Regions from separate parts of the Mus musculus genome. Here all the other regions are linked to region 1. Evidence: chromatin loops called from intact Hi-C (ENCODE). Cell type or tissue: left cerebral cortex. All regions are shown on one strand. Each heading gives the region's core, and the rest is flanking DNA. Links, peaks and the distances in the headings are about the cores only.

Region 1 (8,383 bases), core at 1,600-6,599:
TTTCTAATCACAGCCTGAGGAGTAGATTGGAACAGAAGAGAGACTAGCTATGTGGACGCTTTAGTGACCCAGAGAAGGCTGGATCGTGAGAAAGGTGTGGTGTGTGGCAGCAATAAAAGCTAGAGATGTCCCTTGGGTCCTGATGATGGCATGCCGCCAACCACCTAGCCAGCCAAGTGCTGTAACATGCAATTATCAGTTAAATTTTTGATTGTTCATTTCCTCTTGTTATTTTATTCTATTTATTCTATTTATCTTTCCTTTATATGAGAAAATATCATTAACAGCTGTTGGCAGTGGCCTCTTTTTTTTTTTGTCTTTTTTTTTTCTTTTTTGTAAAATTGGGAACCAATAATAGCACATGCAGATGAAATAAACTCACAAAAAAAAGTTTAAAAACACTAATATTATTTTTTTTCAAAGGGAAGAAAAAACCCTATGCCATATGCAGAAACTTTCCAATTAGGTTAATGTACCTTAAACTGTATTAGTAATTAAGTGCTTTGGGTATTAAAATGCCTAATCTAGCTTCAGGCTATTTTTGATAAATCCTTTGACATTTTGCCAACTGAGTGGGAGAGACAGAGCTGAGGAGCCCTCGCCGAGGGATTAGGGAGTTTTGACTCTCGTACCCGGCGTGGGCAGCTTACTGTATGACCTTGGTAGTCTTGCCTTCGGCTCTAAAACTTGAGTTATCCTACCTGTTAAATGGTAGAAACGACAAGACAACCATCATGATTATGTAACTGTTTCACCTTAAAGGATTGTTTTTGAGGGATTTTTTTGGAGGGGGAGAGTGGGGATGGATTTAATGCTGTGTATGTCACAGAAGGAACAACCTGCCTCCTGACCCAACTCACACCCGCTCATCCCCACCCCTGACTTTCTTGAGTTTTCCAGTCTTTCCTCATGGCTAGATATCTGTTTTTAGGCTACATCAAGTTTACATAGGGCTGGTAGGAAGCAGGAGGAGTTGGGTCCAGCTGCATTTCCCCCATTTGTAAGAAGGAACACATATTCTCAGAGGCAAGGGATTGATTGTAGTGGATGGTGTTGGCCCTCCATGCACAGAACAAGGAAAGCATCCTAGAGTTCTTCCGCCTACACAGTAGGACAGAGCACCAGGCAGAGGCTGAGTGGGTTAGAGTGGATGGGATGCCAAACAAGATTGGGGAAATGAACTGCTTTTGAGAACTGGATTTTCAAGGACAATCTAGAACTAGGACTGGGTTATCTTTCACTTGGGAATTTGCTTGTTCAATAGAAACGTTTTGTTTGGTTTTGGTGTTGAGAATTTAACGTACAGCCTAATGGATGCTAGACAAATGCTCTACCACTGAGCTGTATTCCCTAATGCATGCTAGCCAAATGCTCTACCTAAGTTGTATTCCCAGTCATGCTCTTTTGGTTTCTTTGAGACCCAGTTTTCCATTTCTTCAGTTTATATTTTTGAAAATCTGACCACCCCTACAGATATAAGGAAATTTCATTCTCAATCTAGCTGTAGGATTTGACTCTGAACAGAAATTCATGCTTAACAAGACAAGAAAGAAAGTTGTACTTGAGAAAAGTAGAAGGCATGCCAAACACTGATGAAGCCTGGATGTCTCTGACACTTTTGACTTATTTACTATCAGATGGTATAAAGAGAGAATAAGTCCAGGAAACCAGAATCAAACTATATACGGTGCGCTGTCCTTGGAAGGGTACCAGCCCAGCATATTGGGTCTCAAGACTCAGAACTGGTCAATTGTGCAAGCACTACCAGTTTTCTTGTTGGGTGATCTATCCAATGTTCTCATGAAGAACTCTAGAAAGATGTTACCTCTTCCTATAACAAGATAACAGGGATGGTTATTATGATATCTCCAACAAATTCAGTCAGATCTCAGCTTCCCATTGCAAATGACTAATGAACAAGTTCATTCCTTATTCTATGTACCTCTTTAAGCTCATCATGATAGTAGGGGGGAAATGTCTAGTGGTATTTTTAAAAACCAGAAAACATGTAGAATTGTATTCTTAGAAAACCAGAATAGCTTTAGGTCTGACCCATCTCTTTCTTTTGACAAATTTTTACCAGGCTTGCTAAGGGAGACTCTCCAACTGTCTTTCCCTGTGCTTATTCTGTTATGCAAGCTTCTATAGTCACTAAGAACCAAAAAGAAAGAGAAAATCCTTTTTAAAATGTCATCTTCCTTAGGAAGACTGTCACTTCCTCTTTTCTCCAATGACTTGTTTTTTCTGGAGAGATGCTGTGTTTGTTTACAAATATCTCAGTCTGGTCCAGGTTCTTAGCTAGAACTACACAAGGGAATGCATGGGCTGCAGACAGAGCTGGGTGAGGAGAAGCAGACTCCTGAACTGGTCTAAGTGAACTAACAACTCAATTTCAGGGACACAGGAGAATTACCAGACAGGCTCTTGACTACAGAGCAGAGCCTTGACTGTGTATTTTGCATGCATTTGTGCCACTACCAATCTGTCTGTTTGGAATGCAATAGTCCAGCTCTTTTGCTGGAACAAATGTATCCAGGAGAAAAAGCAAGTGCACCCCCAATTAGGACACATTCATGAATAACATAGCAAAAGAAATTAAGGTTAATGAGTACCAATCTATTTTCATATTATATTGCTCCAGTGACTCAAAGCCATGTAGCTCTTAGTTTGAAAGCCCATCAGAGAAACCATGATATCACATGAAGTTTCCATATTATTTTTGTCCAGAGAATTATCAGTAATAGCAACACATTAAAGCCCTTGGGCATCATTGTGAACAAAGTTTTCTAAAGAGAAAAGTATTGGTTCAATCACCCTTTGACTCCTCCCAGAGGAGACATTTAGGTCATCTCAGAACAAGAATTCTAAAGACACCCATACTGTGAGTGGAAAGGTATGCTAAATAATCCCTGGGGTTCCACCTTTTCTACATCAGTACCAAGGAGGGAGGGAGGGTGGATGAAGGTACAACTGAGAGTAGAGAGGGAAAACATCGTTGGCTATGGGATGAGTTATACTTAGACACCTTAAGGAGGTTAGAATAACATGGCTTGATTTCTTTGGAGAGCTTTCCCTCTAAGGGGCTCAACCATAGCAGTTTCAAAAATCTTCTCAGGTTTGAGAAAGCAGCCACTCTGACTTTGTGTTTCAGGGCAGAGTGAGTTCAATCAATTCTTTCCTTTCCAGCAGTTTTAAACTTTCTTTCAGACTCTTAGGCCATGGTAACAGTATCATGGCTCTAACCTCGTCCTTACTCAACCAATGTTCTGCAACACATTTACAATCTAAGTCTTAGGAACGGTCCTTGATCTGATACATACCCACTTGACTGAGGACTGATACAAAAAAACTTATCCTTGCCCTTGTTCAGAGTCAAAGCCAGGAACTCAGTTTATATTTGATACATTCTGTTATAGTGGCTCAGTCCTTTTGAACAAGGAGTATCATCCAGGAAGACCTAATTTACTATAAGCAGTAGCGCTGTGACTTGAACTTGGCTCTATGGACTATTACATCCTTTGTCATTCCTGTCAGATTATCTACAGACCCAACAAGAACCTGAGGATTTCTGGTCCAGATTCGGGTTGGGGCAGTAAACATTAGCCATGACTTGAAGAGCTGTTAGGAAAAACACTTTCAGAAGAGAACTTGAAAAAGTTCTCTAGGGGCCAGGTCACGCAGGGTGTTTTCCATGGTAACTGTAGCTCCCCCTGCTGCCCAGCTAATGGTGACAGAGGGCAGCTCCAAGAACCAGTAACTCTAGTAGCCAGTTAGCTCCAGAAGACAGAGCACCTAAACCCATCAGTCTGACACAAAGGCAATGAGCAGTTTGTGCAGACCTGCAGTGCCTGTTTGATAGAGCATGTATTTTTACAATGGCACCACCAAATTATTGGTTAAAAATCAAACAGACCAGCAGCAACAGGATTTGTTTTCACACAATAGTGGTACCCAGAGAGGTCTGTGTTCTTTCCATTCATTGCCTATTTCAGGAGACATTGCCCTCAGTGTCGTCTAACATTGTTCCTAGCAGCTTAACCCAGGGGAAAGCTGCATAATCCATGTTTTATGTTTAAGCTCTGAATGTGGGGGTTTATCTATGAAAAATATAGAGACCTATGGCATTGCCTGGCAGTGTCAGAGAAGCCACCGATAGTCATGTTTCTTTGAGTCCCACCAATATCATTTTTGTTAAAAAGCTTCTATTCTCTATCATGGGTATATATTGGAACTACCAGAAGAATTTTTAAAACTACTGATTCTTGTGGCCAATTTTTGGGGATTTAATTATCATGGGCTATGGCTTGAGAGTTATCTCCTACAGCCAAGCTTAAGGTCACGGTTCAAGGTCTCTTCACCATCCATTGAAATCCAGTGTCTCCAGGGAAGGAAAAGAACTGCACAGAGGGAATAGCTTGCTGCAGTGTCAGAGCAGTTGTGGACCATAGGGAATATCTCACTGTCTGTGTGTTGTCCTGAGAGCACCCGAGCCAGCCAGAACGTCTGAGACTCTTGGGTTCTACCCAGACCTACCAGCTCATAGTCTATTGGAACAAGATCTCCCCGTGATCTGAACAGATTCTGTTTGGGAATCTCTCTCCTCTCTCTCCCCCTTCCTCCTGTCCTTCCTCCATTTCCTCCTTCTTCTTGCTATGGGTTCTTGGAGTCATTATACTGTAAATAGTTCCTTGGATATATCTTTCGAGGTTGGGGGTAAAGGTCCCAGGCCTTTATTTCAATAGTCCTTCCAGATCGAAATCTTCCTAAACTTCAGCATATTTTGTTTGTTCGTTTGTTTTCAGTTGTTAGCTTTAGTTTGAGTTTCTAATGTCTGTCTCAACTCACAAGCACACTTTTCACAAGTGCTGACAGACTACAGTGGGCCTCTTATACAGTCTCTAAAAGTATTCCTTATAGGGCTGGTGCAAAAGCCCTGTCAGGACAGGGTCTGGTCTGCTGTTGAGACAGGATCAAACTCTGACAGCATCTTTGGTCCATCACAGCCTTGGGAGCAAATTTAGAGGACGATTGTTAGTTACTAAGGACTCAGAATGAAATGAAAACCAATCCTCCACCAGAAGCCAGTCATTAAGGTTAGCAGTGCCCCTTAAGAAGAAGGGGACACTGGCACTGTGACCAGGTTCCCCCGAAAAGCAATGCAAATGGGGTCAGCTAAAATGTGGGAGACAGGATCGGCTTTGCAAGAAAAGGAAGCAACACAGTGAGTGCTTTAGGGAAAGGAATGGATCTCTATGGGAACTGCACTTCTTCCTGTCTCCCTCACGCATCCCACTTCAAAACATATAGTGAAGCATGAGTTTTAAAAGATTCATATTGAGACAGAAACATTACAGAATCTCCGTTGCTCTCTTCACTTTTTTTTTCAGTCTTGTTTTCTTTCTAGAGGCACGGAGTCCTCTTTATGATGCTTTTATGTCTATAAATTGTTTAGGAGAAGCCACTGAAAGCTAATCTCTAAACGTGCAAGGCCCCTGGATTGGTGGGGAGGGGCAGGGCGAGGGAGAGACACAAATTGCAAAGAGCAGAATAATCAGCTACAGAGGGACTTTGATCTTCTGGAGACCTAAGCTAATAGATGTTAAGTGCAGTTCAGTGGACGTAATAGCCCATGAAGAAAACAAAATCTGCAGAATGATAAAATGCTGCAGTCTACTGATCAAGGAAGACATCGGAAAATTACCATGAAAGCATCCTTAGCCTGGCAGATTCAAGGTGAAAAAAGGGCTCCGTCTGCCAACCGGCAGCCAGACATTCCAGGCAGACTTAGCCGGCTCCCTTCCTCCAGCCAGATTATCACTCCATGTAACCTGAATGCTTTCTCACTGCAGAGGCAAGCACTGGCACCATCAGAGAAGCCTGGGCTTCGTCATGTCTTCTCCTGACGCCATAGTGACTCATCATGTCCTCTGTGGAGGCATTTCAGAAGACATCGTTTCTAGGAGTAGATCAAATTTTCTCCAGTACTGATTTTTTTTTTGACAGCAACAAAACATATTAAAGACAAATAAGATATCTTTCAAGACATAGAAATCTCACCAAGCAAACTATTCACTAGGAATTTATGAACACTTAAATACAATTGAAAAATAAGAGGTAACTCCTTAATTCTAGTTCATTTAAGTGTCTGTTTATTGAATAAGTATATTTTGCATCTTGGGCTGAATTAAATTTACAGAAGTAATGAATTCTTTAGTATTAAAAGAAAAAAATGTAAAGATTGAAACCACTAGATAATTTTATTATCAGGAGAATTAAACAAACAAACAGATAAACACAACCCCCAAATGTGAGTTTTAAAAGTCAAGAAACTAGAAAGAAAGTAGCATCCGGTTTCAAAGCTCAGCCTCCTTAGACTTCATGTAACAGCTAATTAAACATATGGCATATATTATCTGAACCACAAATTAATTTGTTTGGCTAGAGTAGGTACAAACAAATGAAAACAAAGGGAATCTGCACAGTTTTAACTTGAGCAAGATGTGGAGCGCCCTGCTGGCCACTGGCATTTGGTTCCTGTCTGAGCCACTCACACTGGAACAGCTAGCACTGTGCCTACGGGAGTCCCCTTTCCAAGTGGAAAAGTGAAAGTGGCAAACTTCACATGGGAGCACAGATGAGGGTAGTTGACAGCCTAAATGACAGGCAAGGAAAAGGAACAGAAATGAGAAAAAAAATGGAGAAGGGATGAGAGGGAAGAGGATAGAGGGGGAGGGGAAGGTAGACTGGGAAGCGAAGGCAAGCAAGGAACCAAGTCATTGATCCCAAGGCACTGAGACCCTCTGGACAACACAGCACTGGGCAGTCTACATCTATCCTTACTGTAATGTTGACTCTTCATAGCCATGTTGATAGAAAGACTAGCCCTTTAAAAGAAGTACTTTACTCACAAGGGAAACTGAGAGACTACTTGATATTAAAAAGAGTCACTGGGAAAATCCATATTTGGAGCCTTCAATCGATTGTTGGAGATTTTATGTAACATATGTGCTTATTCTTCAAACAAATGGAGTCCTTGTCTGAAAATGCTGTGGGTAGAGGCCTGGTGCCCAGAGTAAAATAACCAAGTGAGTGGTTAAGATGAGGCCCTGCTCTGGGTTAGCAGTCCATCACTCAGTGTGTCCTGCTGCCTGTGTATCAGATGCAACCCTTCTTATCTGTTAAGTGCATAGAACAATTTAGACCAAGCATGCTGAGTGGATTAACTAATGATCGTGAACCACTTTGGAAATAGAAAATTCCCCCTGTGCATGCAGAATTAATAATGATTAGATAACACCGTCCTAAATTCTACTTTTGATTCAAATAAACCTTTTCTTGATGGCGAAAGTTATGCTATTAAACAAAAGACTTTATTTCAACTAGAGGCTTTCACGGTATTTTCATTTGAGTTGAATTTCTGTTCTTCAGATCCATATTTCTGCCAATTTCTATCTCTTGTGCTTTCTCTGGCACAACCAAAAGAACAAAGTTAATAACAGAGAAAGGACAAGCTTTAAGAGTGCTGCATTTATCGTCAGCTGTAATTCTGCTATTAAGTGGTCTTGGCATTTGCGAAATTCCTCTCAATCTTATTTTTTTTTTCCTCAGAGGGGGAGAAAAGCCACTGAAAACATGGAGTTTAATCCAAAAATAACCCTTCTCCACATTCTATGTTCTAAGACTTTTCACTTGGCACTCAGTGTGAACTTTTGTCTCCATGGGACAATCTGCAAGATAAACACCCTGTCTTTGTATCTCCTTAACCATTTTAGAAGGAACACATATGCATGCCCTTGGGCACACACATACACACACACACATAAGCACATGCACACACACATGAATGCTGGTGTGTGTGTGTGTGTGTGTGTGTGTGTGTGTGTGTGCACATGCATGTGGGTCCTCATGTACCTGTGACACACAGAGGATCTGTAGAGGATTTTTTTTCACTTGATTTCTGCCTGTGGAGCAGATTGAAGATTTTACTCCACTGTGATCTTCAGATCTTCCACCCAGTTATTCGCCTGCCAAGCACAGTGACCAGTGCGGCTGCTCCTGATGGTGGGGAGCATATGGTACCGCTGTGAATAGTTTTGCTCTCACTGCTGTGAAATCCCACGCCTTCCTACAGAATGTGTTTGGAGGAGCAAATGGTGTCTCTCTTTGCTGTAGCTCCCCTTCCCTGCCTGCGGATCCTAGTCGATTCAACTTCAGAAGGAAGGGAACCCTGCAAACTCCTAGGCACTGGTTAATGCTGGTTTGGGCGTTAATGATACAAGTTAACTATTTCTTCTTCTCTCCACTGATTCATGCTGAACTTCCAAGATCAATAATCCTGAACCAACCAGCCCTCACTTATGTTTGTTTTATTCTCTGTCCTCTG
Region 2 (8,383 bases), core at 1,277-6,276, 420 kb before region 1:
AATTAAGTTCTCAAGATGAGACAGTTGGTAGGATGGATCCTTTAGAGGCGATTATGTCATGGGAGGATGGATTCATGGGTCATAATGGGAGCGAAGTTGTTATCACGAGAATGGGTTTGCTAGGAAGTCAGTTGGACTCACTCTGCTTCTCTCTTGCTGTGACATGCCACCAGCCATGTTAGAACTTGCTGTGACATGCCACCAGCCATGTTAGGACTTGCTGTGACATGCCACCAGCCATGTTAGGACTTGGCAAGCAGGTCCTTGCCAGATTCACCTCTAAATTGTCCTTTCCCACCACCGAATGATAAGAAGCAAGTCAAGGTGGCTAAGCAGAGGACAAAAAGAGAGGGAAAACGCTGCCTTTCCCACCAATCAGAAGGGACCTCTGCGTTCCCACAGTTGGAGCTGGAATGTTGTTCTTCTCCCTAAAACCTGAATGGATCAAGGATCAAGTCACATTATACAGACTTGGACTACTTTTGGGAATATATATGTATATACATATGCATATATGTATGTGAGAATAACTGAAAAAGAGGTCATGAATTTGAAAGAGAGAAAGGAGGGCCATGTGGGGGGAGGAAAGGGAGGGAGAAATGACGTAATTATACTATGATTTCGAAAGTAAAAGAAAAGAAGCATTCTGACGACACAGGTATCCTATGAGCAAGCAGCTTGCTGCATTTATTCAATGTGTATTATAGGAATAACTTGCTTATCCAGTTAGTCAAACCATCGCATCATACCAAATACTGCATCCCTCTTACTTATTCCATAGCTTTGAACTACTCAGTTTTACTTTCAGTAGTATTGAGGATACCCAACTTCCAGATAAGAAGAAAAGTATCCTGGTAAAAGCCACAAACATAAATCAAAATGTAGTATTTGTGATATTTTTAACAGATTCTTATTAGCCACTGCTGTTAATTTGCCTTGTGATTTAAAACAAATATTCATTTTCAGTTCTAAGAAAACAAAACAAAACAAACAAAATGACTAAATGGAAATATTAGCTCCTCTGGGGTTTCACCCTTCCTGGGTTTTGAACTAAAATTATACCATCCCTTCCCCACTTCCCCTCCCTCTCCCTTTCTCCTTTTTGTTCTTCCTCTGACTCCTCCCCCTCTGTCCTTCTACCTCCTTGGCTCCCTCCTTTTCCCTCTGCCCCATCTCCTTTTGCCCCCTCTCTCTTCTCTTACTTTCCCTCCCTCCTCCTCCCACCCCCTCCCTCTGCCCCAACAGGAACAAGTACACAATGACAGCATTCTTTCAGTAAGATAATGAGAGAGAGAGAGAGAGAGAGAGAGAGAGAGAGAGAGAGAGAGAGAGAGAGAGAGAGAGAGAGAGAGAGGAGAGAGAGAGAGAGAAAGTGTCAAATGCAAGTCAGACGTGGCCAAGATGAGCACCTTATGGCCATTTTGGGGAGGTACTAGTGGTCTTGCTGGGCACACTGAAGAGACAAAACACAAATGTAAAACTCACTAGGTGCTCTGGTAGAGGCAAGCATGTTGTTTCTCAGCATAGCTGTGCCTAATGGTGTGGGAAGCTCTGTGGGTGAGAGTGCCTGCAGGATCTCTAGAGAGGAGGTGACACGGAGCCTGAATAAGGCCATAGAGAGAGGCCTGAAAAAGGGCAGTGTTGGGAAGGTGAGGCGGGGGTGGGTGGGTATCTGAGCCATGCTGGTGGGTGATGGGCCTGTGGATGACACATGCAGGCTCTGAGTTTTGCCTTGAGCTTGGCCTGCCTGCTCTCCTAGAGACAACAGCAGCAGTCATTCATCCCGACAAATGAAACTGTACAGTTTATTTTTAAATGGAACCAGCAAATGGTTTTCCATTCACGGGTACTTACGATAGGCCAGGCAGGGTTCTAAGATTTCGGCTCTGCAGATGTTCACCAAGCATGCAAAATTTCCTGCCTCCTGCCATTTTATTCGTCTATAATGTCACAGCTCTGGCCTATCCATGACAGACCAGGATCTCCTCTCGAGTTCCTCAGGGTCATGGCTCCTGCTCTTGTGAGACCCTGGATCCTAAATAAACAAGACAATTTCCCCTCTGAAAAAATATGACTTTCCTCTCCCTCTCCCTCTCCCTCTCCCTCTCCCTCTCCCTCCCCCTCCCCCTCCCCCTCCCCCTCCCCCTCTCCCCTTCCCTCCCCTCCCCCTCCCCCTCCCCCTCCCCCTCTCCCCTTCCCTCCCCTCCCCCTCCCCCTCCCCCTCCCCCTCTCCCCTTCCCTCCCCTCCCCTCCCCTCCCCTCCCCTCCCCTCCTCTCCTCTCCTCTCCTCTCCTCCTCCTTCTCTCTCTCTCTCTCTCTCTCTCTCTCTCTCTCTCTCTCTCTCTTTCTCTGAGTTCTTCCTTCCTAATTTTGTTTAACATATCTCTTATTCTATACCCAATCATTATATCATACTTAAAAGACTCCAAACTATATTTGATATTTTATCTCACTTATACTCTGGGGAATCCTTTAAGTTAGATACAATATGACTAATTATTTTCAAGTTTGAGTCGATGAATGGCTAATGTGAATGGTATATTTTTTAGGCAGAATTCTGTACTTATGTTCCTATCTCATATCATACTACATGACCTGTCTTTTCTCTTCTCTCCCCACCAACAGGAGAAGTGAGGAGGGGTCTGGGTGAGCCGGTGGCAGTGAGCTGGGTCCTAGCATTAGCAATCACGGTCACCGGTAGGTGCAAAGGGACATTCAGCATCTGGGCACAGGATCCTGTTTCATGCTGTAATTGGCTGTGTGCTGCTTGCCCAATCTATGTGTAATGCAGTGTGGGGGAGAAGTGTTATATGATATTAAAATTTTCTACAGAACATTTTCCCCTCCACCTACAGAGAACCTTTAGTATGCACAGATTTTTTTCTGTGAAGCAGATCTCACAGAGTGGTGGCTGAGCATTGGCTAGGGAAGGCAGCTGGAGAGGAAGGAGCAGGGCTCCTCTGAGTGCTCACTCTTCCTTTCCCAACAAGTGGGCATGAGGGCCAACCTCCTAATATGATCATAAGGACAGATGCAAGGACTCACAATAGTCTGAAATGCAGAAAACTGCCAACCAAGACAGGCTCTGGACCAGGAACACAGCTTTAGAGGTTTGCTAGGAGCTGGTTAAACTCATTGGTTGGGTTGGGCTGGTACTGTTTTTTCTACATTTTGGATAAAAATCCAAAAAGAGACTTCGAGTAATCTATAGGGATTATGCAAAAGTTAAATTAGAGTGGAGACCTGAACCATACCTGTCATTTAATCTGTAGCCCCGCTTTCTCCTGTACTTGTAATAAATGTATGTTAGTTTACTTGTTTCCCAGCCCAGCATAGATTTTACTTGGAGTTGTTATGGTCCTTGTCAGTTTCCTGTGGCTTGTAAAATCTTAGGGCAACATATCTCAACTTTGTCATCCATCTGGAATGTCTCGCCAAATCTAAGACAAGAACTGGGAAGATAGCTCAGTTGGTAAACTGTAGGATGCAGGTTCTTGCGTGCAAAGCTGGGCATCCTGGTATCCTTGTAATCGCAATGCTAGGGAAGCTGACACAGAGACATCCATCCTCAGGATTCATTGGCCACCAGCCAAGCCTACAAATGGTTCCAATCAGAGACTCTTGTGTCTCAAAACACAGGGTGAATGGTTCTTGAGGAATGACATCTGAGATTGACCTCCTAGTGCGAGTGTGTGTGTGTGTGTGTGTGTGTGTGTGTGTGTGTGTGTGTATGTGTGTGTGTGTGAATTTCTAAGTAATAGACTATAGAAATCCCTTTGCCTCTAGCCTGGGATAGTGGATTAAGATATAACACCAGGTCTGTTCAGTGCTTAAGTATATCATGTCTTGCCAAATGTTCAAACTGCTAGTAGATGTTCTTAGCAAGGCCCGCACTTATTTGGCATACATGGAAAACATACTTCCGATTGGTGCGGTTCTATAAAGATGTCTATGACTCCTGCCTAGTAGCTCATGGCCCACAGTGTTTTCTGGCCTGAGGAGAAACTGAAGTGCAGAGCCCCAAGTCTGGTTTCCTGACCACGGGATCTGGGAAATAATAATTTTGTGCTGTTTAACCTCTCCGAGTTCGTGATAATTTACTATAAAACAATAAAACCACCATACAACTCAAAATAAAGGTTTTCTAGAACGGTGGCTAATAAGCTTTGAAAAATCTTGGTGCTATTATAGCGTTTATCTTTCTTTATTCTAGGTGAAAAGAAGAACCATCGAGAAGAGAAGAGAAAGAACTGGCCTTAGATCTGCTTGTAGCCAAACTTTTGTTCACACCTACCCCATGGTTTGTGTATGTGTCCCTCCGCGCATGCACATAGATGTGCTTGCACACATGCATGCTTGTGTATGAAACATAAGTAAAATTCGTTTTAGAATTTAATATTTATTTAGAATAATATTTATAATATCCATATTAGAATTTAATGTTAATTTTAGAAACTTCTCATATCATGAAGCTAAACCTTTTTAAAAATCAATTATTTTAATTACTACATTTCAAATGTTGCCTCTCCCAGTCCTCCTTCTCAGAGTTCTTCACCATCCCCTGCCCTTTGTCTCTGAGATGGTGCTCCCCATAGGCATCCCCCTTCCCAGGAGGCATCAAGTCTCTACAGGATTAGGTGCCTCTTCTCCCACTGAGGCCAGACAAGGCAGTCCTCTGCTACATATGTGTTGGGGGCCAACCTTTTTGTGGGAAGCCACATATGCCATTACAAGGTGGTGCTGGCTACTGCTGGCCACCATGCATAAGGTTGGGTAAACAACCAATGTGTACATATGCAGTAAAGTTTTTTGCCAAGACACTGCCTGGCCCGGGCATGTTAATGAGGTTCTGTGAGGTACTGAGAGTATAACCAATCAAATGAGAGACATGCAAATGAGGTAGTAAATGCATAGCCAATCCAGGTGTGAGACACGCCTCTCCTAGCCCTATATAAGCAGCACCAGTTCTGGGCTCGGGGTCTTTTTGCCTCTGCAATCAAGCTCTCCCAATAAACATGTGCAGAAGGATCCTGTTGTAGCGTCTGTTTTGCTGGCGAGTCAGGCGCTCACACCTTTTAAAGGATATAACTATTGATTTTTAGTGTATCAACCAGTCTAAGTACCTAATATAACTATCCAATTCTGGGATACTTTCATTATGCCTCCCAAGTCCTGCAGCCATTAGCAATCCTTCTCCATCCTGCATTCTCCTTCACTTCTCCAGCCACACACCTACATCCTATCTCTGTGCATCAGCATACTCAGAAAATGCATGCAAGTTCAATCATGAAATATGTGGCTTTTGTGTCTAGCTTCTTTGACATTTTCAAAATTAGGCTGTTATGTAATAAAATGTAGTATAACCATACAATGGATAGTATACAACCATAAAAAGAGCAGAAGGACTTTGTTTTATGGATTTTGAATCTTCCAAATTAATATTTATTTTACCACAATTTAGTTTATGTTACTATTATCTTGATTTTAATGATGTACACAAACTTTAGTATTCTATAACTCTATCCTTGTCCCCTCATCATGTTGCTGTTTCATAAATAATATGACTATACATTATTTGCTCATTAGTAGAAATTGGACATTATTACTTGAAGAAATAGTCTTAAATATTATAGGGGAAAATGTAAAGCAGATAAATCTGCACTTTAAAGTTTTCCTGTATTATGATCTTTACTCACTTATTTACAAACATTCATTTGCTATCTAATGTTCTTTCAATTCAACTAGGATTGCCTTTCATGACTCTTGTAGGACAAGCTAGCTATTCACAAACTTAGCTCCTACTCATCTGGAATGTATTGAAAGATAGTTTTGCTGGATATAGAATTCTCATCTTTCTATCAGCTCTTTCAGTATGTCATTCTACTGTCTTCCGGCTCCTATGTTTTCTGAGAAAAAAAAATCACCTCTTAGTCTTCACAATGTTTCTGAGTATATGTTGGGTCTCTTATTCCTTCCTTGTTATTCAATATTGACCAAAATAAGAGTTAGGGTCTTCACATGTCTGACCCGGGCATGTGGAGAATCCCATGGCTTACAGAGTTTAAGATTCCTAGGAAAGTCCCAGAAAATTTCAAATCATGACAAAACATCCCATTGACCAATTTTATCCTTAAGATTTTTAAAAAATATTTTGTTCCTTTTATTTTATTTTATTTATTTTTATTTTTATTTTTATTTTTTTGTCACAGTTGCTTCCAGCATGTCACTTATCCTCTATTGTTTGGATATGGTCCCAAGGTAGAAGATAGAAGTGAATTTGAGTCAAGTCATATAGAGGCATATTCATCTAGTTGCTTACAGGGGGGCTAGAAGACTATTTAAATAATAGTTGTTTTCTGGCAAATCTCCAATAGTTGCTAGTTGCTGGTTTTCAGTTTAACTGTGGGGCTGTTGGGTTTGAAGGCTACAGAAGGCACCAACAATACGATAAAGTGTTTCCTTTTAGGTAAAAATCCAGATGTTTTGCTTACACAAGCACACCTACCTGTTGTACTCTTTTGTTGCCTTTTCAGGTTTCTGAACACTTTGATTTTTACAATTTCTTCTAGGGTTCCTTTTCGTTTTATGAGAAGTTAGATTGACATCACCCTCTTCTATATACATTTTCTACCTCGTTCAACAGATGTTTCTATCGTTTTCCTTTTTTGGTGGGGAGGGCAGTGTGCAGCGTTAGTGTGTTAGCTAAGTGAGTGTTTTTGTGAACTTGACACAATCTAAGATATACGGTAAAAGGAGATCTTAGTTGAGAAAATGCCTCCAGCAGATTGACCTTAGATAAGCTTCAGGAACACATTCTTGATGAATGCTTGATGTCTGAGGGTTGAGACCACAGTGCATAGCACTACCTCTGGGCAGGTGGTTCTGAGTTGTTTAAGGAAGTGGACTGAGCAAGCAATGGGGAACAAACTGTAAGAAGCATTTCTTCATGACCTCTGCTTCCGTTCTTGCCTCAAGGTTCCTTCCTTGATTTCCTGTCCTGATTTCCCTCCATCATGGACTATAAACTCTAAGATGGAATAAACCCTATCTTCCCCAAGTTGCTTTTGATCGTGGTGTATCTTATAAAACAGAAGCAGAGTAGTACCAGTAGGAATGGAGTAGCCTTGCTTTACACTGATGGTAGGCACTGCAGGGGAAATATCTGCATGGGAAATGCACGACAAACGAAGATGTCATAACAAGATTCAAGTTGATAGCGTGTTCTTGCTTGTAGTTCTTTTGTTAAGACACAGGCCTGTGGAGTGCTCTGATAAGCATAGCTCCTCAGTGTTACTACCTTTTCTTTCCCAGGCAGGGTAGGGTTATTGTAGTGAATATATGCATATATGCATATATATATATTCCTAGCCTGAGTCTATATTTTCTACTTTTCCCCCTTGTATCTAGGGGATCATGTTACTTTTACCTGAGCATATAGATCCTGAGTAAGAAATGTTGAAGATACTGGAACTATAGGTACAGGGGGATCTAGGATTCTATATCAATAAACCCTTTGGGCTTTTACAACTTGTTTTTGTTTTATTTTGTGTTTTCTCTTTGGGAGAAATCAACTTTACTGATTGGTTATTGTATAGTTCCGGTTGTTTTGCTATGTATCAAATAGGATGTCCCTAATTCAAATGGTTGACCAATTAAAAGGTTCACTTGATCAATACATTTTATACACACACACACACACACACACACATACATATATATACACACATATATTTACACACACACACACACACACACATATATATATAGTATATGTAGAATATATATTCCTATATTCATGTATATATACATTGCTAACACTGCTGGGCTTTGAGGATCTCAATGTGAGAGCCCCTCCACTGTATAGTCAGCCAATCTGAGCTAATCTACCTGGGCCATCACAATTAGCTAGTAAAACTCTTTGGTCAGAAGGAAGAACTCATATTTGTCAGGTTGGGGTTGGTGACATGCCCCCTGAGGAGAAGACCATCCTAAGAACAAAAAGCTAACCTTTAACTGTCCAACGAACATGCTTGCTACACCTAGAAAGAACGGGTTTCTTTTATGTGGGCCCAGCAGGGCTTCTCTAGGCCAAGGTCAGCCTCTTAAAAGAGACAATGTCAGGTTGGAAAAATCAGGATAGCAGACTGATGTCAAATTTAAAAATTTAACATCTGGAGAGTCATTCTGGGAGTTAGGGATGGTAGAGAAAATGGCACGGGGTGGGAGCAGGGGACACTGGTAGTGATTTGGGACACATGTGAGGCTCCCCAGGGACCCCTTGAATCAGAGAGCTATGGACTAGGGATTCTGGAGGTTTTGCCAGGCAGGGTTACAGAAGGGACAGATCTTTTGTTGGTTCATTTTGACATACATTTCTCATTGA
Region 3 (8,383 bases), core at 1,427-6,426, 110 kb before region 1:
GAAGAATGCCCTAAAGCTGCATTCTTTTTGTGGATTCTGAAAATTATAAATTTTAGCACTGCACTTACATTATTTTGGCAAATGTTTAATTTTATGGGAAACATTTTATTTCAGGAAAACACATATCTGAGTATGAAATTCTGTTTATGAGTGGACAGTCCTCATGGAGTGGGCACATATTCATGAACCAAACATCACCGGTAACATAACGGTAGTTTCTTGCAAAGAAAATATAATCTGAAGGGTGAGCTGCAGCGTTGTAATGGTGTAAGTTTTCTGTAGGAGAGACATGGTTTTATAAGTAATCTATATAGGAGAACTTGGTTATTGCAAAAGTTCAGCGAAACTGGTCAAATTTGAGGGGATTTTAAAATGAGAAAAAATAAATTACTCCATGGAATTATTTCTTTCTGACTGACCCATTTTGATTCATTGAAAATGAAATCGTCGAATGAGTAGTGAGGACCATGCATTTACAACTGCCACAACTTTCGATGCATTTGAGAGACTCATTCATATTTATTGTCCTATTATTTTCCTTAAGAAAAGAAGGATGCCATTTCATAGCTCCAAAAATGACACATAATTCTTCAGGTATCTTCCTTCTCAATAACAAACCTATTAAAATGACTTGGTAATTGTGTCTTTCTCTTATTTCTCTATCCACTTCCCCACCCTTGTGAAAAAGGGAAGAATTTTATACATTAAACTTCTTCGTGATTGAAATATGCTTTAGGTAAATAAACATGAAATCCTATGAGGAGAATGTGAAACTCAGAGGAGAATGACAAACTAGGAGCCATCCAAAGAGCCTTCTGCCTCCACATGTCCGTGGAAGGAGAAAAGGGAAGTGCTGGATCATACAGTTTTCTCTACCAGATTCCATGGAAAACTTCTTTGAGGCTCTGATTCCTTTTCTTCTTCCTTTTTAAAGATTTATTTATTTATTTTATGTATCTGAGTACACGGTAGAGCAGTCTTCAGACACACAAGAAGAAAGCATCAGATCCCATTACAGATGGTTGAGAGCCACCATGCGGTTCCTGGGAACTGAACCCAGGACCCCTGGAAGAGCAGTCAGTGCTCTGAACCGCTGATCCGTCTCACCAGCCCTGTAGCTGTTTTCTTACTTGTAAATACTCATATTTGCCACAGTCTTCAGAGAGGAAAGATCTCACTCATGGCTGCTTAAAACTTAGCAATTGCTGTTCTACAAAACACTGAAATATTCACAGAATCTCTGTCATGATCACAGAGTTCCATGGATAGGCCCCATGTCTGTGGATACACCCTCAAGATGGAGATGACTCAGAGCCCACATAGAAGAACTGTGTTGCTTCTTTTAAAGACATGGTTTTTAAATTGGCAGATGCAAATTACTCATAGTGGATTTCATTATTAAATTTCCATACATGTATATTTTGATCATATTTGCCCTACACACACCCTAATTCCTTTTCTTATCCCCTTCCACTCTTAAAAATTGAGTGAGGTAACACATTCACAAAGGAACTCACACAATATGTACTCACTGATAAGTGGATATTAGCCCCAAACCTAGGATTCCCAAGATATAAGATACAATTTGCTAAACACATGAAACTCAAGAAGAATGAAGACTGAAGTGTGGACACTATGCCCCTCCTTAGAATTGGGAACAAAACACCCATGGAAGGAGTTACAGAGACAAAGTTTGGAGCTGAGATGAAAGGATGGACCGTGTAGAGACTGCCATATCCAGGGATCCACCCCATAATCAGCATCCAAACGCTGACACCATTGCATACACTAGCAAGATTTTATCGAAAGAACTCAGATGTAGCTGTCTCTTGTGAGACTATGCCGGGGCCTAGCAAACACAGAAGTGGATGCTCACAGTCAGGTAATGGATGGATCACAGGGCTCCCAATGGAGGAGCTAGAGAAAGAACCCAAGGAGCTAAAGGGATCTGCAACCCTATAGGTGGAACAACATTATGAACTAACCAGTACCCCGGAGCTCTTGACTCTAGCTGCATATGTATCAAAAGATGGCCTAGTCGGCCATCACTGGAAAGAGAGGCCCATTGGATACGCAAACTTTATATGCCCCAGTACAGGGGAACGCCAGGGCCAAAAAGGGGGAGTGGGTGGGTAGGGGAGTGGGGGTGGGTGGGTATGGGGGACTTTTGGTATAGCATTGGAAATGTAAATGAGCTAAATACCTAATAAAAAATGGAAAAAAAAATTCCCTTCTCAACTGGTCCCTCTTCTACTCTCATGTCTTTGTTTGGGAATGATGCGATGAATTTGATTAATGCTGCTTCCAGACAGGACTATGGGTTTGAGAGGCTGCTTCCAAGAGTGTGAGGAACTTAACAATGGCTACACCATTGAAGAACCCTTTCCCCATTGTAAGGTTCTGTAGAGCCTTACAAGACCCGTTAACCTTTATGATAAGTTGTTGACAAGCCCAGGCTTGTGCAGACTTCTGCAGGCAACCAAGCAGCCAGGCCCATATGTTAGCATTCTACACTACTCTGTGCCCCTCTCTGCCTCTTACAGTCTTCCCATCCATTACTGTAAGATAGCTACTGAGTCTTGAGAGACGTGTTTCTGGTGTTCCATCCATAACTGGGCACTCAACGCTCATTTATTCTCATTTAGACCAGCCCTTGCACCTATAATTACCTGCTATTAGAGAAGCTTTTTGAGCAGGCTGATGGCAACACCAATCCACAGGAGTACGCACAGTCTTTGAGAAGGCAATTCAGTGAGCATATCATGTTTGCTTAGGACAATAACAGCAGCACTTTCCCCACTGAGGACTATGGCTTCCCTAGCCACAGGTTTTTAACCAGGTTTACAGAGCCAGGTATGAATTCCCTGCTGTGAAGAAGGCCTCAGATCCAGCCAATTAGAAAGCAGTTGGTTACCCCTATATACAGAAGACTTGACTTGATTGTACAGTAGGCACATCTTGTCTGTCTGATCAGTAGCGCTGCACACAGCATCCACAGGTAAGGAAGGCTAAGTCACAGTTCTACTGGTGTAGTCTGTACAGCTTCTTCTGGCACTATGACGTCAATCTAGTATGGAGAAAGCTCCCAACACGTTCCAGCTGGATTATACCCATATGTGACTACAGCATATGTATTAGACTAATAAAAGTAGAAATAATAAGATTTTCCAAAGAGAGGAAACTAAAGTTTTAAAATGTTTTTTGTTTGATTCTCTTTTGTGCTTCAATATGAAGGTGCTAATAATATAAGCTCCTGAATTTGCATCCCTTCAGGTCAATGTTGAACTTGAACTAAGGCCACTTAATTTGGTATTAATTCATGTTTTGTTTAATAACATAGTATTCTGTTAATGATATATATTTAAAAGAAATGCAAAATATCAGTCAAAGCATCACCATGAAATTTGTGTGTGTGTACTTAGAAGGGAAGGGGGAGAGAGTATCCCTAAATACTATTATCAGTTTCTCAGTTGCAGAGTAATTTGTGATATTGTATTATTTTCTTTATAAATGTTTCTGAATTTTATGAAAAGCCTATCACAAAACTCTCCACTTATTTTAAATCAGAAAAGGAAAAATGAAGAAATAAATCAGAAAAAAATATTAAAAGTAAAGAAAAAAGTTGGTTCTCAAACATCATACCCATTATATCTTTTAAAGTTTAAATTTAAAATTGATGTATTTTCATTAAATATTGTTATTAAAGTACAAATGAATTCCAGGAAATTTCAAAAAATGGTGTTAGATACTACCCCTGAATCATGAGTAATATAAATAACACCTCAGATTTTTATAGAGATCTACATTTTTCTAAGTAGTTATATATGCACACATCATCTGCTTCCTCTGCCTGCTCAACCTGTTTTTATCATAGAATTAAAGAATCTGACTTGGAAAGATCCCTAAGAAGCAAACGATTGAAATCCCTCTTGTGTAACAGAGTTTATTATAACTTACTGAAATATGCCCTTCAACTATGTTTCCAAATCTCCCAGCACCAGGAGACATTTTTATTTTCTGGATAGTTTTGGTTGTTATAAAGTTCTACTTGCACAGAATGAAAATAGACCCAAATCACTCAAGGTCTACCTTCATATTTCATTGGGTATAACGATGATGTGTATCCCCAATCCTGAGGTCCCATTTATGAGAGAAAGAGATTTCATTTATGGGAGGACAGCTCCCATCAAGGGAATGGACAGGGGCAGTGTTGAGGTTTGAGAAATGTGGTCACACAGACCACCTACATCAACAAACCTGAGAACCTTCCACATACCAGCTTTCTAGGTCTTTCCAGAACAGGCAAAACTGAAGGTAAAGTCAAGGACTATCTGGTTTTCATGAGTTTACTTATTCTTGGGAGTCTGGGTATGTAGAAGGCAGTAAGTGTAGTTTTGTATGTGCTGTGCACATACCTGTGCAAGGTGACATTGGCCAAACATACAGGTGTGGAGGTCAAAGGGAAAGAATGTATCATTCTTAGACTGTAACCCACTTTGGTTTGGGGACAATATGATCTCTGGAGTTTAGTCCTCTACAGGTCAATATCAGTTTTAACCTATGATCTCTTCTATCCCAACATTAGTCCTCTTGTTAAATACCATTCATCCAACAGCCTTTACTTCCTATGACAGGACACTGCAGAGTGTTATGGCTGTGAAAGTGACTACCATGGTGTCTGAGGGGAACAAGGATGAACAAGCTGTGTTCTTAGCAGAGAAGCATTTGGTTTAGTTGGCTGAGAATGGTTCACCTTCTCTGAATTATGATTTGGCTCTTTGTCTTTTATGACCTTGCTTTGAGAAACAATGCCATTTAGAGGTATAGTGGTATGAATAAGAAAGGTTCTCTACTTCTGTATTTGAAAATGTGGTCCCCCACCTGCTGGCACTGTTTGGGAAGGTTATGGAACCTTTAGGGGGTGGAGCCTTGTTGGAGGAGGTATGACACTGGGGGCAGCTTTGGGAGGGTATGGTCTCACTTCATTCCATTCTCTGTCCTTCATGTTTGTGGTCACCATACTGAGCTGTCTGGTGATGCCTGCTCCTCCTTTCCCTGTAATTGTGGACTCTTCCTGTGAACTGTAAGCCCAGATAAATTCTTCCAAAGCATACTTTTGTTCATGGTGGTTTACCACAGCAGCAAAAAGTAACCATTATAAAGGTTTGCGAATTATAATGGATGCTAAGGTTTGGTTTTTCATTTACTATTTGTTTGTTTTTATTATTAGAGGGTACCCACTGACGTTACCACTTCTCCATCCTTCTTTCTTTGGGGAATGAATCACACTTAGGATGTTCCCCATGTTTGGACTGAGTAACTTTCAGACACCTTACGCATGTTGCTTTACTTTTATTTGATGAATATACACTGGTGTTTTGTCATTCTGATATAGAATTTATATGACAAGAACTTCATCATTCCCTAGTGAACAATGTGAGAGGAATACTAATACTATGTAACCTCTACTTGTGTTTAGATCCAAATACTTTAATAACTCCAAAAGGAAAGCCCATATCCATCTCTAAACAGTTACTTGTTCCACTAAGCACTACTCTCTGCTTGGTGAAAATTTTTGATTTCTCCTTTTGTGTTTTTTTTTTCATGCATCTTCACTCTTGTGTGGCCCATTAAGAATTCCTTGTGTGTGTTCATTTGTATGCTGCATGATATGTGCTTGTGTGTATATAATGTGTGTGGAAGTAGCAAGCTTGTGTCATGGTATGAGTATGGAAGTCACAGGACAACTTTGATGTCTGTCTTGCCTTCTATCTTGTTTGAGACAGAGTCTCGTGTTTGCCACTGCAGATAGTAGGCTAGCTGACCTGTGCATTTCCAAGATTCACCTTCTTCATCTTCTATCTTGTGCTGGCATTACAGATTATTATAACCACATCCAGCTTTCCAACAGACTTGAAGTCAGTTCTCATGTTTATTCAGGAAGCACTTTACTAACTGAGCTGTCTCTCCAGACCCAGTTCTGCCTTCTTAAATGACTGGTTTGACTATCTATCATGGTAAATATTCTACATTATAGGTAACAGATATCATACTTTTTATTGCAGTACCAAATACAACTTATATTTTGTCAAGAGTAGCAAAATATTTTATAATGCAGCATAAATTGTTTTAATTATAAATGTAATATGGATGTGCTGCAGCCATTTAAGTGTCATATAAAAGGGAAAGGTGAGAGATTTACCTGTGTGACTACATGTAATAACTTGACACATAACTTTTCAGATATTGCTTGATTAACTTGCGTGCATATTACTGCTAACAAATTCTATTGTATTAATCATTTCATTATGTAAGAAATCAGTTTTACCACTTGATTATTAATGTTGTGTCATTCATTAATTCAATACATATTGAGTGCTATCAAAAGCCAAAAATTTTCTAAGAAAGGAGGATTTTGAGGTAAATAAATATCTATGTCAGCACTTTACAGATTGTGATTTGAAATAAATATATATCATCCTGTCAATCAGGTTTGCCATTTTTTAATGCTATTTAATCCTTTTCCTATCTATGGTCAGCAGGAATTCTTTTACCACATAATAACAACTTCACTGATGATGAGAAGTATTCATTTATTGATTTTATCACTAAAGGCCGTTTTTTAAAGAATCTGTTAAGATGCAGTCACCTATGTGCTCAAAATGAGGAGAGTGCATCAATCCTTCTTTAAAAGACTTCATAATAAAATTATCAAAATAATTAGTCTCCCTGGCAGGAGTGACAGCCATTCAAATGGACAGCTGATCAATAAATACACACAGAAGCTATTTAGAAAAATAAAAGCACACTAGTTTATATATGTTTACACTCTGGTAAGCGCTATAGGAATATCTCATCCTAAACACACTTAAAGCATTTGGTTCCGTGTGTGTGTGTGTGTGTGTGTGTGTGTGTGTGTGTGTGTGTGTGTGCGCTGTTTTATTTCACTTTCAAGAAATGTGCAGCAAATATTTGTGTTTTTCATTTACATATCTGGCTATGTAGAAACCCCAGGGAATGAATCATTCTGGATAGTTGAAAATTTTAATCATTTTTGATGGAAATCTTTCTAAAATGGATTTCACACTTCTCTGCCTTCTTAAACAGAATGGATGGAATGTAATTAATCTTTTTTTGATGACTTGGTTTTATCATTATGAACATTAATGACTATGCTGTGCTATCCAGAAATGATGCCGGTGACACCAATTGTGGTGTGCAGAATTGTCTGTGGTCCTTTCGCTCTGTCTGAATGCATGTGCCTTGCTTGTGTTCTTCCTGACTGGTTTAATAACCAACACCACTCTTGCCACTGACAGTGATGCAGCTCCACACAGGTGTGGAGGGATAGGCTTCGGAGGAGGAAAAGGCTGTGTTCAAATCCACGCTGTTGGCTGGGAGGCCTATTAACTCTCCAGCCCTCTCCATTTGTAAGATGAGCATAGTAATCCACCTAGCAGAGCTGTAATGAGCATTAAGTGATGGTTCACACTCATGGTGAAAAATAAACCAACTGTTACTTCCCATCTTCTACAATGTGCTTGCAATTATGGAAACATTGCTTCCTGACGGCACTCCCGTGTTCAGCTGCTAGAAAACGGGCAGTGGAGCCGATATCATTGTGTTCAAAATCAATCAATTCAGTATTTAGCAGATGAGACTCTACATGTTCTGTTTGGTTCCATATAGATATTGTGATGGTGCCGGTGTGGAGCCTACACTCACTGGTTCCTTCTTGTCTCCTCACTGAGAGAGTCTGTCTCCAGAAAGTAGAGATGAGAGGACAGGATGTTGAGGAGACATGTGCCTCAGGTTTTTGAAGCAGGCAAAATGTGGAAAACACATCATAACATTTAAACATTCTGTTATAAACTTGATTTTTTATTGGTTATTTTATTTATTTACATTTCAAATGTTTTCCCCCTTCCCAGTTTCCCCTTGGCAAATCCCCTCCTCCTCCCCCTCCCCTCTGCTTCTATGAGGGTGGTCCCCCACACAGTCACCCACTCCCACTTGGCCTCACTGCCCTAGCATGCCCATACACTGGGGCATGGAGCTTCCATAGGACCAAGGGCTTCCCTTCCCATTGAACTGGGGATAGCCACTATGAAATTGATTTTTAAAGATCACAAAAAACACGAGTGTGATGAATTACATCCAGATTCCCAACATAGGCAGAAGGACTGGAAGTTCAGGGCCTGCCCGAGGTACATAGCAAGACCCTGTCTCAAAAGACAAAAGGAAGGGCTGAGGGACAGAGGGGCAGATTCCAAAATCCCATCATTCATCCAACCTAGCCAAAGTGGTGCACCCTCAGGTCAGTGGGAGTCCCTGAATCAAATCAAAAAGTTAGGGATGCGGCAGAAGACACCCAATGGCCTGC
Region 4 (8,383 bases), core at 1,874-6,873, 330 kb after region 1:
TCCTAGAAGAACTAAATGAGTTTGGTACTTGAAAGAGTATCCGACATTACGGCTCTGTGAACTACTGATACCGCCATTGCCTTCACTGTCATCAGCATCAACAAGAACTGGAAGAATTATAGAGGTGAAAATCAGACACACTCTCAGGATAGACTCCTGGTGCTTCTATGAAAGCTCTATATTTGACTGGTTATTCATCGTACATAATCAGAGTTGTCACTGGGGAACATGATCCTATAGCTGTGCTCCTGCACTCTTCGTTCTTGAAAATACTCTTTTTGAAAAGGTGGGGAAGACAGCCACGGGTTCATGCACATTCATGTGTATGCCGATTAAAGCTACATTTTCCTGTCACTTTTCTCATGTGTGTGCTATAGGTGGTGTATGCATGCTTGTGAATCTATGTGTAGGTGCACTCTCCTGCAGGCCTGTGAGTGAGAGGCAGGAGTCACTGTCCATTGTCTTCCACGGTTGCTCTCCCTTACACTTTTGAGGGCAGTGTCTCACTGAAGCTGCAGCACACCGATTGGCTAGACGATGTGTCCATTGATCCCCTGAAAAAAATCTACCCACCTCCAACTAACCCATGTTCCCTGCAACAGAAGAGAGGTGACCATTGGGAACCACCATACCCAACTTTTACTTAGATTCTGTGATCCAATTCAGGTCTTCATGCTTAAGAAGTGAGCACTTTACTCTTTGAACCATCTCCTAAACCCTGCCTACCTTTTCTATATGGAGCCGATAATGTCTACATCCAGCCTGTTTCATGTTCTGGACTACTCTAGTACTTGAGTTAATAAAGACAAAACAGAAATTACACTAGTGGCCCTATTCCCTCTGTTTTTGCATAAGGGAATGAGTCACCCATCCTGCAAGAAACTGATCCATTTCTGAGCTCTCATTTCTCATAACAGCCTGAGCCTCCGTGTGTGCTATCCCATCCAGCACTTAGTCTCCAATAGCAATGATACTGTACACTGATTCATAGTTGTCACTGGGACTACAGCCATTCTCTTCTCATACTTCTGCTACCTCACACCTTAGGGTTCAACTTCTGCATTCACCTCATGCGCTTAGGCCTTAGTTTGCCTTTCTGAATGGCACGCTAAGAGCACCCGATTCTGTTTCTGCTCTTGCAGTTTGACTGTTGTGATTCTCTCCTCCTCAGGACTCAGTTTTGTCCTGTACCCATCCACAGATGGGTATATGTAGTGTGACTATCTGCCCCAAGGGTGGCATTTCTAGTGCCTTTGTCAGGAAGATGTGAATCTATCATATTTGTTTTAGGAATTATTAAAAATGAGGTGTTCACTTAGTGTTATCAACCCTGCATAGTTTCCATTTGTCTGTGTTACTTCTCACTCACATGTCCTTATGGTGGCCTCAACAACTCCCACCAAAAACACGCAGAGACTTGACAGTTTCCTTTATGCCACAGAAGTTAGACCATCATCTGTGAGTTCCTTTGTGCTCCCACTCAACCCTTTCTGGACTAAGTCTTCAAGCACAGATTGTCCTTGCAACATAAACCCAAATGCTTCCTGTTCACCTACTAATCAACAGCATGGGTAGTTGAATTCACGTTCTGTTTGTCATTAGACATCTTTCTCAACGACATGAATAAAGCTTTAGAAACCATACCCATGAAATAGGTACATTTCTCAACACTGAAGGGAGTCACTAATGTGTTAGATAATGGAACCAGGATGATAAAGGACCTGACAGAGGAAAAGTGATAGCTTGTGACTAACAAGGTGATCAAATCACATTTAGAATATTGGGGTTTGTTCTGGACAATGAAAAATTAAACCACATCATGGTGGTGGGCTGACATGAGGCTTTCTGTGAGGAGTGGTGGAAATATCTGTTCCCATTTGATCCCACACAGGAAGCCAAACAAACTTACAGCTATTTCAAATGTTCTTATTTTGGTTGACAATTCCTTTTTTGTTGCTGTAATCCTTATACAGGGCCAAGAAATATAAACAATATTTTATATATTAAGATTTTAGTCAGAAATTTGTTTTTGTGATTACCATACTTGACCATGAGGCACTCATGAAGAGCTGCATCCAGACTTTTATACCTTAATCTTCATATATTACTCTGGGTAAGTATGCTCCACATATCTTAGCCTCTCACCTAGCCTCTCAATCTAAATTCCAAATGGGTTTGCATAGAGGTGTTCAGATAATGAATCTTCTCTGAACACCTCTATGTGCTCATATTCTGTGCCAATCTTACTTCCTAGTCAACTGGGGCAGAAACAGCAAGTGCCTATTTCCCTCTATTCTCCATTCAACTACTTCCTATAGGGTCTGAAGCCAGCAGGCTAAATTTTACAAACATTCTTTTACATTATGGTTACAGTGACTCTATCCTTTGTTCACTATCATATCCTTTTCATAGAGTCGAGTAGGAAGAGTAAGGAGAGAGCACCCTGGGTCTGTGTGTTCATGGTTATCTGACTGCAGAAGTGCTATAATTGCGATTCCACTCTCAAACCTTCCCAGTGAGTTATCTGTGTCTCAGAAAACTCCCACTGACAGCATCCTTTCTTTGCGTTCATTTGTTTTCTTACTCTTTGTGTGGCAATTTAGATGTCATCTAAACCAAGGAGCTCTGCTTTCCCGGAACTCTACTGTGGCATATCCTACCAGTCCATCCACGGTATTTAACATCACCACTTGATTTTCACACTCCCTCATCTATTGCCAATTTTACTTAAAGAAATGACAGCTTCATATGAAGGTACCTGGTGGTTTTTTTTTCTCTTGATTCCTAGTACAGAGTACTGAAAACATTGGTTGAATATTGACTCAACAATATTGGCCAGATGATTGGTTCATTAGTTTCGTGTCCTTCACACATCCCTTCAAGTGTGGTCTTCCCACGGCTGGCACAATGCCAACCTTTATTGTCTTCTTTGGCCATTTATAATACTTTCACCATCCGTAGTCTCTCCCAACTTTAATCAAATGCAGAAAGAGCCTTGCTACTTCTCAAAACCTCCCAACAGTTCTTCTATGATAACAGAATAAGTCCTAGAATTGAAACTTCACTATTCACACCACAGTCTTCTATATGCCATCCATCTATTGTTATCACCATTGGATGTAATACAGGTCCATATCATTGAGTCTCTTTAGTACTACTGTGCTCCAGAGACTCCTTCCTCCCTTGCCAAAGATTTTATTAATGGCCCTTGAGAATCTACCTCTCCTGTGCAGTTTTTCTCAATTCTGTCTTCAGAAGACATTTGAATATCATGCCTCCACTGTCTATTGCCCATGGATTCATTATTATGTATAACATTGTATTGCAGCTAACTATGCTCTTTTCTTATTTGCCCAATTAAGTTTTAGACTAAAGTAGTAGTTGTAATAGTTTCTAAAAAAAAATGAGTAAATTCTGAATAAAGTTGAGCTTGATGACGCCTGGCACCTTATCATACTTGACATTTCATACACCCTTCATGATTTTGTTATCTTTAAAATGAAAACTAGTTTGAGTAGCCAATGGCAAATTCTCTTAATTTGATTCTGTACCCATTCATTAAAAGCTATTAAGGTTAAAGAAAACATCTTTTCTGCCTAAGGGGAGAGAGGACCACATAAAGATATTCTGGAGTCTTTAGATGTTGACTCCTATCCAGCAATTATGTTCAGTTACTTAAATTAAAATCCTCCCTTACATTTCTGATTTAGAAACTTAAATTAACAAATCTATTTGGTACATGGTGAGCTGGTAATGTATTTTAAGAGTTCTATAAATGTTTATGGCCCAGCATTTGACTTCTAGGAAATAATATACCAGGAAGCTAAAGATCTAAAGTCACTCATATCATTCATATACCATTACATCATATAGTATTTTAGCTTATTATATTATACAAAATGGAAGCAAAAGACCAGTACAAGAAAGTGAAGAATCGTCAAAGGGGTTAAAGTGACTCTATACAACTAGACCGTAAAATTGGTCATAACAATGTGAACAAAATTATTATTTGATTCCAAGCATATGCACAAGTACAGATACACATGCATGTACTCATAGCTGTGCATATGTGTACTGAGAGAACATTAGCATTATAATCTCCTAGTGATGAAGCCGTATTCAGTTCTGACTTTTCTTCCCTTCATTCCCCACATTTTATAACATAACAAACATACTTATTTTTACTCATCCAATTTTTAAGTATATTTTCAATTTCTTGTATCTATATCTCTGAAGCTATCTAGAATCCCTCATAAAATGAAGCATAGTAAGGATGTGGGATAATTAAATGCTACCTATTTTTTTTAACAAATGTATCCTTCATACCAAGTATCTTCCATAGAGGATGTTATAAAACATATTTTGAAAAATTAACAAGTTTGAACTAAATTGGAAGGTATAAATGGTATAAAGAAGGAGGATAAATCTGAGATACAAAAGACATTCAAAACTTTCTGATGAAGTTGATACATGAATGTGACGACTGGTTAACATAATGTGTGAAGGAGAGCAGGAGATGTGTGAGAGAGCTGCCCTAATATATCATATGTACATATTCATATCTCGGTAGAAAATGCAAACGCTATCCCATCTGTTTTTGCCATCTTTGCATCCTCTTGCATCCCTCAAACAGCTGGCGGCACAGCAAAGCTCATCTCTGGCAGTATCTTCCTTGAACCAGGAGGATGCATTATTGTCTTGTGGGTGGACCAGAGATGGCTAATGGGGACAATCCAAGATGTCAGCCCCTACCACAGCTTAAAGAACACATTTCCTGGCAGAGTGAGTCATCTCGGGCTGTTAATTCCATCTTTAATTTGGTGTTCTCGCCAGGCATATTTTTTTCTAGTTTTGGTTATAAAATTTTAAAGTGTCAGGATACTTGCAACAAAAATCCCTCCTTCAAATGAGGTGAGAGTAGGCAAGAGATTTGTGCAGATTTGTCTTAATATAGTTATAACATCTTGTACATGATAGGAGCAGCATTGAAGAAAAAGTCGTAGCATTGTTAAAGATGATGAGACAGATTTTATTCAAGGTATGTGATGAAACTGCTGTGATTAGAGCAGGGAGCACTGTGTGGAATTTTGTAGAGGAAAGAGATTAGGCTCAGGTCCAAATATAGTCTGGGCAGATATAGAGCAAGGTAGAGATCAAATATATTTTTTTTAAAACTCCCAAAGGAAGAGATCAATGATTAGGAAGGATTTCTTTCTTATATATTTATTTATATGTTTACTCATTTAATTGTGCATATGAGTGTGCTTGGATGAATTTATGTGCACGTGGGTGTCCACAAAATCCAGAGAATATTGAATGCCCTGAACTTACAAGCAGTTGTGAGCTGAATGATATAGGTACTGAGGGCCAAACTCTGGTCTTCTGCATGTCTCAAAAGCACTCTTAACCACTGAGCTATCTCTCCAGCATTCTTGGAGAGGATTTTCACTAAATCAACCTAACAAGATCTTGCTGAAAACAAGCTTCCTGAAAGGTACCACCTGAGAGAGGGTGGAAGATGAAGAAACTCACTTAGCCACAGAGGGAGGTATGGGTTATAAATAAAATGACTTTGAAAGATCTTAGTAAGAAATGCAAAAGATAAAGATGAATACAAGGGCCTAAAGGTTAAGACTCATTGAAAGGGGACCCAGAGAAGCCAGAATAGCTTAGAGTCGATGAGACAATGTCAGTATTTAGGTGTTACTTGGTTGTCATTACCCTGAATGACTCCATATGAGGTTTTCAGGTTATTTCATTTCCTTCATAAACACTGTTCTTCCTGAGTAGATTCTAATGAATATCATCTTATGGATTCCAGCACATTTTTAGGCAGTGAATTCTCTTGTTTTGGCAACAGAAAATGGGAAACATTATAATGAGTATGCTAAAATTTGAAAGTCATTCTAGCAACCCCAAGATCTAGGTCTGTGTTTACCTCTGCTTTTGATCAATCATGAAATTGTCACTAAGCCACTTCATGATCAGACTTACTATCCACAAAAGACAAACCACAGTGGAAACCTGGAAGTCCATGCTATTCTTCTAGAAGATGACTTTGCATGCCCCCATAAACACACACCCACATCTTAAACCATGGCAAATTTGGCCATATGTGAAGATATTTTCAGTTGTTATGACTAAAGGGTAGAATTACTGATCTATAGATTAGCAGCCAGAGATAGTCACAAGTATCCTAATATTCCCAGGACAGAATCTCACAATGACAGTTACCTACCCCAACACCTCAATTACACAAAGCAAAACAACCTACATAAACCCTGTTTTAATTGTACTATATTATAGGAGAGAAATTTCCAGTAATCAACTTATCAGAACCTAATATTTTCCCCTAATATTGAAGACTGAAGTATAAACTTTATCATCGAATGAATGGTGGTAGTCCTCAGAATGTATCTGGAAAAGTCTGGAATATGCGACTACTGACTTACAGTGGAAAAGTCGTCTTTGACACAGTAAGCACCAGCTTCGCTTTCTTTTCTTTTCTCTTTTTTTAAAATTCTGTATTTGTATGTTCATGTGTGGAAAGGAACTTGTGTATGTGCATATGTGCACGGGTGCATATGTGTGCACGTGAGTGTGAGTACATGTATCCAAGTGCCTGTGGGGGCCAGAGAAACAATGTTCAATGGTTTTCCTCAGGACCCATCTCCCTCTTCACTCTTTCTTTCACAGCTCCTGGCTTATACTATGTTCCTCTCTAACTCATCGTCTTCTGCTCTCATCTCTCTACTCCCACAGTCCCTTTCGGCTTTCCTGGATTCTGTAGTGACTTTAGGTTATTTTCTCAAATTAAAAATTCCAGATCTAGGATCTACAAATCAGAGAGGGTGTTTGGTAAATAATATTTTCCAGTCTATTCAGCTTCTAAGTTTCATTCTTTCTTATTGTTTTTTGTTTGTTTGTTTGTTTGTTTTGTTTGTTTTTTTACAGCTGAGTAGTGTTCCATTGTGTGTTTGCACCACATTTTCAGTATCCATCCATCAATTGAAGGACATTTAGGTTGTTTCCATATCCCAGCTATTGTGAACAGGTTGGCAATGAACATGACTGAACAACTATCTGTAGAATAAGTGTTGAGGTTTTTTTTTTAAATTAGGTATTTTCTTCATTTACATTTCCAATACTACCCCAAAAGTCCCCCAAACCCTTCCCCCACAGTTCCCTACGCCCCCCACTCCCACTTCTTGGCCCTGGCGTTCCCTGTACTGAGGCACATAAAGTTTTCAAGACCAATGGGCCTCACTTTCCACTGATGGCCGACTAGGCCATCTTCTGATACATATGCAGCTAGAGACACAAGCTCTAGGGGGTACTGGTTAGTTCATATTGTTGTTCCACCTATAGGGTTGCAGATCCCTTTAGCTCCTTGGTTACTTTCTCTAGCTCCTCCATTGGGGGCCTGGTGATCCATCCAATAGCTGACTGTGAGCATCCACTTCTGTGTTTGCTAGGCCCTGGCATAAGTATATGTCAGGGAGTGGCATAACTGGGTTATAGCTTTTAAGAAACCTCCATACTAGTACACAGAGCTCCCGTTTGTCATCACACCAACAGTTCCCTTTTCCCATAGTCCTCCAACATTTGTTGTAGGCTATTTTGTTGATCTTAGTCATCTCAAATCAGGTTTAGATTGCCTTTCTCTAATTGCTAAAAATATTTCACATCTTTCAAGATATTCCTTAGCCAATTTTCTCTCTTCTTTTGCAAACTCTTTGTTCAGATCCAAGCCCCATTTTGTTTTAAAGATTTATTTATTTTATGTATATGACTACACAGTTGCTCTCTTCAGACACAGCAGAATAGGGCATCAGATCCCATTACAGATGGTTGTGAGCCACCATGTATTTGCTGGGAATTGAACTCAGGACCTCTAGAAGAACAGTCAGTGCTCTTAACCACTGAGCCATCTCTCTAGACCTTCCATACTTCATTTTTAATAGGTATTTGCTTCCTTGACTTTCTGAGGTTTTAGTTCACAGTATATTCTAGATACTAAGCCTCTATCAAATGCATAGACCTCTCCCACTCTGTGGGCTTTTCCTTCACTCAAGTTGTTTCTTTTGCCGCACAAGCCTTCTAGTTCTACAAAGTCCCATTTGTCATTTGTTGGCCCCAACTCCTGAGCAAACAGGGTCTTCTTATTCAGAAAGTCTTTTCCTGCACTTGTAATTTATATGTGCTGCCTAAGTTTACTCGTAACTGTTTCAGTGTGTGAAGTTTCACACTGAGGGCTTTGATCCATTTGGAGTTGGTTTATGTGCAGGATGATAGACGTGGTTCTAATTTCATTCTTCTACACACAGACATCTAATTTTCCAAGTGCCATTTGTTGAAGATGCTATCCTTTCTCCAGTGTGCT

Evidence for each region. Hi-C counts contacts between places; a loop is a spot of excess contacts. Peaks named below come from ENCODE experiments on the same cell type or tissue, not always from the same donor. Only the 100,000 strongest peaks of a DNase experiment are listed, where the experiment ranks them.
Region 2: it touches region 1 in a loop (3-fold over the local background); 2 of 42 quality-filtered maps call a loop at or near these places.
Region 3: a loop joins it to region 1, with 2.1 times the contacts of the local background. A loop is called at or near these places in 4 of 42 quality-filtered maps.
Region 4: it touches region 1 in a loop (2.8-fold over the local background); 3 of 42 quality-filtered maps call a loop at or near these places.

Annotation. Positions count from the first base shown.
Region 1 is chr3:143,594,616-143,602,998 of GRCm38, reverse strand. No RefSeq gene overlaps it. Among named protein-coding and RNA genes, the nearest start is that of Gm33758, 5.0 kb to the left of the region's middle. In left cerebral cortex, for the core only: a CTCF peak has its summit at 3,718 (motif pointing left); DNase peaks (open chromatin) are centred at 2,404, 3,704, 5,242, 5,802 and 1 more place; H3K27ac peaks cover 3,950 bases.
Region 2 is chr3:144,013,977-144,022,359 of GRCm38, reverse strand. It overlaps Gm40161 (a long non-coding RNA gene), which reads left to right. Exons shown (of 3, transcript XR_867687.1): 2 at 2,626-2,697; 3 at 4,214-4,316. Among named protein-coding and RNA genes, the nearest start is that of Gm40161, 36 kb to the left of the region's middle. In left cerebral cortex, for the core only: no CTCF peak of the experiment used is centred there; DNase peaks (open chromatin) are centred at 1,761, 2,831 and 3,544; H3K27ac peaks cover 1,677 bases.
Region 3 is chr3:143,702,399-143,710,781 of GRCm38, reverse strand. All of the region lies in intron 1 of Gm6260 (predicted gene 6260), which reads left to right. Among named protein-coding and RNA genes, the nearest start is that of Gm6260, 5.6 kb to the left of the region's middle. In left cerebral cortex, for the core only: no CTCF peak of the experiment used is centred there; a DNase peak (open chromatin) is centred at 3,921; H3K27ac peaks cover 984 bases.
Region 4 is chr3:143,260,629-143,269,011 of GRCm38, reverse strand. No RefSeq gene overlaps it. Among named protein-coding and RNA genes, the nearest start is that of A830019L24Rik, 22 kb to the right of the region's middle. In left cerebral cortex, for the core only: no CTCF peak of the experiment used is centred there; DNase peaks (open chromatin) are centred at 2,507 and 4,695; H3K27ac peaks cover 3,675 bases.